Regions from separate parts of the Homo sapiens genome. Here all the other regions are linked to region 1. The links are chromatin loops, found by intact Hi-C in ENCODE. Cell type or tissue: Caco-2. All regions are shown on one strand.

What was found. Peaks named below come from ENCODE experiments on the same cell type or tissue, not always from the same donor. Only the 100,000 strongest peaks of a DNase experiment are listed, where the experiment ranks them.
Region 2: a loop joins it to region 1, with 21 times the contacts of the local background. A loop is called at or near these places in 6 of 110 quality-filtered maps.
Region 3: a loop joins it to region 1, with 12 times the contacts of the local background. A loop is called at or near these places in 3 of 110 quality-filtered maps.

The regions. Positions count from the first base shown.
Region 1 is chr4:174,221,176-174,223,675 of GRCh38, reverse strand. No RefSeq gene overlaps it. Among named protein-coding and RNA genes, the nearest start is that of LINC02268, 2.0 kb to the right of the region's middle. In Caco-2, a CTCF peak has its summit at 1,191 (motif pointing left); no DNase peak of the experiment used is centred here.
Region 2 is chr4:174,631,323-174,633,822 of GRCh38, reverse strand. LOC105377551 (a long non-coding RNA gene) reads right to left here. Exons shown (of 4, transcript XR_939494.3): 3 at 1,958-2,047. Among named protein-coding and RNA genes, the nearest start is that of HPGD, 110 kb to the right of the region's middle. In Caco-2, a CTCF peak has its summit at 1,459 (motif pointing right); no DNase peak of the experiment used is centred here.
Region 3 is chr4:174,713,478-174,715,977 of GRCh38, reverse strand. It overlaps GLRA3 (glycine receptor alpha 3), which reads left to right. Exons shown (of 10, transcript NM_006529.4): 5 at 408-490. Among named protein-coding and RNA genes, the nearest start is that of GLRA3, 110 kb to the left of the region's middle. In Caco-2, a CTCF peak has its summit at 1,404 (motif pointing right); a DNase peak (open chromatin) is centred at 1,377.

The DNA.
Region 1 (2,500 bases):
ATGTTTTACTAATAATTATGTCCTTAGACACACAGTCTTGTTGGGGAGAACATTTTCACAAAGAAAAATATTTATCTCTAAAATCTCACTTTATTTATGTATTTTTAGAGAGTGGGGTCTTGCTATGCTTCCCAGGCTGCTCTTGACCTCCAGGGCTCAAGCAGTCCTCCTACCTTGGCCTCTCAAGTAGCTGGGACTACTGGTGAGTGCCACCATGCCTAGCTAATATCTCACTTTTGGATTAGAGGCTACTCATCTGAAAACAAAGATACAGATTTCATATGTTAGACAAGCACAGAAAAATCTCAAACTCTATATTTAAACAACCCTACAAGTGTTCTACATCCTGTATAAACCATTTTTCAAAGACGGAAAGATTTTTTTTCTTTAATCTCTTTGGGAGATCTAAAGATGCATAAAGATCCAATTTCATTGAGAGAAAGAACACAATTCTTTACCAAAGAAAAGGTGTGATTAAATGAAGTAATTGTGTTTCTTTGCTATAAATGTGAGATCTCACTTAAATGGTCTCTGAAAACAAAATACATGCATAAAGGCCCAATTTCACTGAGAAAAATATCACAATTCTTTTCCAAAGAAGAGGTCTGATTAAATGAAATAATTTTATTTCTTTGCTATAAATGTGAGATCTCACTTAAGTAGTCTCTGAAAATAAAATATATTCATAATTGCATGTATGTACATATGGGCATATGTGTTTGACTACTTATCAGCATGGATGTTATTGTAAGATGTTAGTGTTTTGGACACTAACCCCCCACATCAGCAAATCAAAGTGTGATATCTAAATTGATCTAGGTAAATTTGAATAAAATTGAACCAACGCTTTGTGGTCCTTCTGCAAAGCCAGATGTTCAGACCCTTAGGCAGATTTCATAATCCACACATCTGGGGGCACAGAGAAATATAGGGAGGAAAAGAGAAAAATCTCTTAAGGTAAGCTGGGGGATCTTGTAGATGGGCCACTAGGGAACACAGCTGGCTCTCTTCTTGAAGAGATGAGCCCCAAGCAAAGAATGCTTTGTAAAACTGAACACAGAGTGAATCCTGACCGTTAGCTATTAACTGTAGAGCTCAAAAAGAGACTTTACAAATATCATTACAAACAAAATATGGTGGAAATTTTCATAGAAAGCCACATTCTTTGTACCAAATTTTGCTCTGCAATAGGCAGTCACTTTTGCACACCTTGCCACCTAGTGGATAACCTGAAACCTACAGGATTTTTCCCCTTAATTTCCATGCTCTGCGGAAAAGTTCCCCAACTCTACCAAGGGAAGGTTATTTTGTTTGTTTTAGTCATTGGTGCTCCGAGAATTGTAGTAAACAGTCAACAAATAGTTGTTACATTAATAATAAACATTAAGTTGAGGCATACTTCATTTAAAAACTATTGTTATGGGGAATGTAATGGAAAAGATAGACAATATGATGTTGGCAAAATGTGTTTCCTAACTGAAATGAAAGTTTTGAATTATTTCAAAAGCAAATGCTGGGGGATCTATAGTTTCCTGTTAGAGATGTATCTACATAGCACATCAGGAAGAGGAGCCGGGCGCGGTGGCTCAGGCCTCTAATCTCTGCATTTTGGGAGGCCAAGGCAGGCGGATCACTTGAAGTCAGGAGTTCAAGACCAGCCTGGCCAAAATGGTGAAACCCCTGTCTCTACTAGAAACACCAAAATTAGCTGGTGTGGTGGTGGGCACCTTTAATCCCAGCTACTCAGAAGGCTGAGGCAGGAGAATCTCTTGAATCCGTGAAGTGGAGGCTGCAGTGAGCCGAGATCATGCCACTGCACTCCAGCCCGGGCAACTCCAGTCTGGTCAACAGAGTGAGACTCTGTCTCCAAACAAACAAACAAAAAACAAAACAAAAGCAAACAACAACAAAAAGAGATGTCATTATTGCTCTGTGTAGACAAATCATCCAGATAATTTAATTTAGCCATTGAGAGCCTACCCTTCTTTCTTCCAAGATATCCCAAATAAAACTAACTGTAAAAGCAAATATCCTTGCTCCTTTGTCTAGACACCATTGCTACTTTCATTCTTGCTTTGGGCTGTGATGCTTGCTACTCCCTTTTTCTGCTGTCCCAAATTATGAAGCCCTTTTATTCATTTAAAAAGAATACCTATGCATATGTATAAATATATATATATATTTTTCCTTTTTCTAAATAACATTTTATTCATTTTGACCATGTGACTCATTCGTATGGTCAATGAGCCCAAGGTGTTGATGACTCTTAAACATGTTTCTCCTAGCATAAATATTGGTGGCAAAAAGCAGAATAATGATCATAGTTTTGAAATAGAGAATACCATTAATGTCTTTGATTTTTGAAAATGATATTTTAAAAAACAAACATGACTATGTCGTGATACCTTAAAATTCAGGCTGAAAACAATTTATTAGGTAATCCACTTCAGGTTTCTTTTGCAGGAGGATTATTTTCCATTTTCTTATGGATTATTTTCCA
Region 2 (2,500 bases), 410 kb before region 1:
TGAAATTTCAAGTCACCAAATATACAACTAGGGAAATTATGTTCATATGCCTTATTCACCTAATGGATAATATAATTTCATTTCTGAAAAGAAACTTTAAAAAGTAATATTAATGTGCTAGTATAAGTCATGAGTTGCTTAATGACAGGAATATGTTCTAAGAAATGTGTCATTAGATGATTTGTCATTGTGTAAACACCATAGGGTGTATTTCTATATACCTACATGGGATAGACCACTACATCTAGGCTAGAGTATATGGGATAGTCTGTTGCTTCTAGGCTACAAACCTGTACAGCATGTTACTATACTGAATAGTGCAGACAACTGTAATACGATGGTAAGTATTTGTGTTTCTAAACATATGTAAGCATAGAAAAGGTACAATAAAAATATAGAATAAAAGGTAAAATGCAGTACACCTATATAGGGCATTTAACTTGAAAGGAGCCTGCAGACTGGAAGTTGCCCTGAGTAAGTGGTGAGTGAGTATGAAGTCCTAGGATATTATTACACTACTGTTGACCTTTTTTTTTTTTTTTTTTTTTTTGAGATGGAGTCTCGCTTTGTAGCCCAGGCTAGAGTACAGTGGCGTGATCTCAGATCACTGCAACCTCTGCCTCCCGGGTTCAAGCAATTCTCCTTGCCTCAGCCTCCTGAGTACCTGAGATTACAGGCGCCCACGACCATGCCCAGCTAACTTTTGTATTTTTTAGTAGAGATGGGATTTCACCACATTGGGCAGGCTGGTCTTGAACTCCTGACCTCAGGTGATCCATCTGCTTTGGCCTCCTAACATGCTAGGATTACAGGCATGAGCCACCATGCCCAGCCACACTACTGTAGAGTTTTTAAAGGCTGTACACTTAGGCTACAGTAAGTTTAATTTTTGAAATTTCTTTAATAATAATTAACCTTAGCTTCATAAATTTTTTACTTAATTTTTTACCTTTTAATATGTGTTATATATTGTATTCTTAAGCAACAAAATATAGCAAGTTCACCTGCTGTTATAAGCATGGTAAATCCCTAAGTGATCAAAATGTTTGATGCTTATCACTCAGAAATACAGTTAAAGAGTATAAAAGGTATTTAATGTGCAGTTATCTATTTTAATGTCATTATTTTGTCCTCTACTTCCTAAGTGAGGTGACCTGAACCACTTTGGTGTCTTTACTGATCATTATAACTACTAACCAAGTATATACTGAAAGGTTTTTACTAAATAAGAATATAATTACAGACAGCAACATACTATGTGCTGCATACTTTTAGTTTCAAAAACTCCCCTGAATTATTTAAAGAACAAGTATACATATCCAAAATTGTAATTTTTAAATTTCCTATAAATTTTAGATCATATTCAGTAGGTATCTAAGGTTGTTACATTTTTCAAAGATTATACATTCTTGTATCTTATAAATGCAGCTAGAACATAAGCCACTCTATGCCTAAACCACAAGAGGGCTCCCTCTCATTGGTTTCGGAATTGTAGATGTCATTCAAAAAAAACCATGAGGCTAATTTCATTAATGATTGGGGGCAAGATTTTGGCATAAAAGGGTGTTTTAAATCTTTTTAATACAACAAGTCAATATAAACCTTATACTTTAACAGCTTCATTAAACAGTTTTGTGGCAGAACTTTCTCAAAACCCTTATTTACAAGCAATGAAATGGAGCCTAAGGATATAAGGCAATTTTGTTCGAGGCTACTGATGCTAGTCACTGTTGAAGCCAGAACTATACTCTCCATCAGTCTCTGTTCTTGATCTTCAAATTGTAGTAAGAGGGTTTAGCAACTGTGAGATAAATGCTAATATCTTCCTGTGGAGACAATTTTACTATAAAGTTTGAAAGAAATACATACTAAAAATGTAAAATTAGAATGAGTATAAAATCTGAAACAGAAACAGAAAAAAAATTCAGTGTTACAGAAGAGAATATGCCATAGATACCTGTTTTGTCTTCCAATTACTTTCCAATTTCACTAAGGCTTCTTGGTGGAAATGTTTAACCATCGCTGGAAACCATGCTGCTCTCTTGAGCTAATTTAAGAAATAGAAAGACAGGGTACTGATGAGTATGTATATTAATTTCGAAGTCAAGAAAGCATGTGCAAGGGTCTCATTAGCATTTAGATCCCTAACATGAAGTTCCTGTTCCACTTCTCTGTGCTTCATTTGAAGTCAATGTACTCTTCCACACAGTTGACTGAATGCCAAAATGTTGGATATGCTAAATGTAGACACAACTTTACATGCAAAAAGAAGATGAAGAGACAAAGAGAATTCTCGCTTAGTTCTCCATTATTATAGCATATAAGAAACCTCTACCTTAAAATACTAAAACAACTGGTTTATTTGATTGAGTTAACCAGCCATTAATAGTATAAAGATTTAGCACCATGGTATCACATATATAAGAGATAGAATCTATGGAATATCAAAATATGTTGTCAAGATGGCCACGTTTTAGTTACAATTATATGTCATGTTCTT
Region 3 (2,500 bases), 490 kb before region 1:
CTCTTGAATTTCTCTTTTGAGGATGTCGTCTTGGAATACAGACATTTTCTAGACATCCACAGCCCTTTCTAATTGAATAAATAAACATATAGATATATAAATATGACGGGATGCTTATATTTAGGTTAGTGCAAAAGTAATTGCTGTTTTGCCAGCACTTTTAATGGCAAAACCCACGATTACTTTAGCACCAGCCTAAGATATGCAATTATCCAACCCCCAGCCCACCAAAGCCAGATTTGTATATAAGGGCATAGCTATTTTATAGTAAGTAGGATACATAAGCTGGAGAAATTTTTACTTAAATCTGAGTTAGTCACCAGCAAAGCAACATTGTTTCTCCTGTACAATAGAATATTAATATAATGTCATAAATTTCCTTTAAAAATAATTACTTTGACTTTCAGATTAACATTAACACTTTCCTGTCCAATGGATCTCAAGAATTTTCCCATGGATGTACAAACATGTATAATGCAACTGGAAAGCTGTAAGTATGAACCACTTACTTTTTAAAATACTTTTACATTATAGTAGATACAAGCTTTTAATGCCTAATATGGATAATTTATTTTGTAATCATTTTGGTCACATATTTACTGAATAGGCATGTAACCTTTCACCAGGTACTGAAAATAATGATACCTATCAACACATGCACTCCACACTATGAGAAAGAAACAAATTGAGGATCTAAAAATAACAGATTTTCAAAGCTTGATATTTAGATATGTGTTTCCATACACATCATCAGAAGTGAAAAGGATGGTAATCATTAAAAACAAACTATCACTTATTTATTGGGAGCCTCTTCTCAACGAAGTGTCTATATATATTTTTTCTTATACTGACAACAAAGATATTGTTATCCCTACGTTTTCAAATGTGAAAGTGGTCATGTTGAATGGTTGAGTATTCGGCTCCAACTCACAAAGGTGACAGTGACAAACTGCCTCCAAACCTATGCTGCTTCAGATAAGCAATGTTTATTATTTTAATATCACTCTGCTGGGTATGTTATGTATGTTAGCTCAGAAGAAAAAATGTCTCACACTTTCTCACAGATTTATTCAAGCTTTCAGGTATTCCTCTACATTTCTTCTTTCAAAGTAGACCCATATGCCTCACTGATCAACGTTAACACAGATGAACATTTCACATCCTACCCTTTCTCTGATCTATATAATTAGTCCTAAATTAATTGTTTACAGTGTTTAATCTCATATAAAAATTAAGCAATATGCAATATTTTACCTTATGACAGTATGTTATCCGAGGGGGAATAAAAGGACTGTTTGACACATTCCTTGAGGAAAATTTGAAGGCCGAGCCTCAGACTCCAGGTGTCAAAGACAAGGCTTGTAGTGTGATGGAGCTGTCACTAGATGGCAGACCAACTTTGTGGGGCAACGTGACTATACCCCTCCCTCTCCTGTTTGGTTTTTCTTAAGAAGTGGAAATATCAATTTCTCTGATAACTCCTCCTTGGAAAATTTAAATTGATTACTTTTATAAGTAGTTCTTAAATAATTAGCATACATATGGATAAAGTACTAACGTAAATGAGAGGAAATAAAATAAATTAAAATTTGGGGGGCTACTTAGCAATCAATCTACATGGGGAGAAGCAGCAGACCTGATTTTGAAATTGAAGAAGGGCAATTTGAGGACAGGCTGATTGTATATCTTGGTTGAAAAATTAAGTACATTTAGGGCAAAGAGTTTAAAATGTGCGGGACCCTCTAAGTGGCACCCTAAAATGGTTCAACATATAAGGGGCAAGAAAATTGTTTGGTCCTTGCTGTACCTCTTAAAGATTATTTTAGTTAAATGAACCAAGATTGTTTAAGAAGTTTTCATAATTTTCCAGAAAAAGAACAGAAAGTAGGACAAAGAGCAATTATGTGGAAGGTAGAAACAGGAGAGGCTGATTCGCAGTGGTTGTGAAGTCACTGAATGCCTGTGTGTCAGAGAGAAATAGCTTAGATAAACGGATCAGATTAGAAGCATTGATGAAGAAAGGGAACAGGGGATGAGAAGCAAATGTTGATGGGACAATTGATAAAATCCATCTTAATATGTTTGAGGTCTGGGAAATTTAGGTCTAAAGCCAAAGAGGGAGTGAAAAGTGAAGATCAACTATTAAAAGCCATATACAGAGTGGTTCAAGAATCAGATGAAATAGCTGAAGAGGCGAATGTAGAGAGGAAATAAAACACAAACAAGAACAGACGCTTAAGAAATGCCTACATTTAGAAGTTGTTGGAAAAAATTCCAGACAAAGGCAAAGATGGCAAATTAAAATCAACACGATTCAACCTCGAAAGAGAAAGGACTGTGAAGGAGTTCTGTGTAACAAAATCAAATGCTGCAAAGAAAGTTTTGTAAGGTACTTGAAAAAAGCAATTGTTATTGTTAACGAAGACAAATGTGATTAGAATAATGATGGTCAAAGCTGGAATCTAAAAAGGTTTTTTGTTTTTAGGTGAGTGATGAGGAA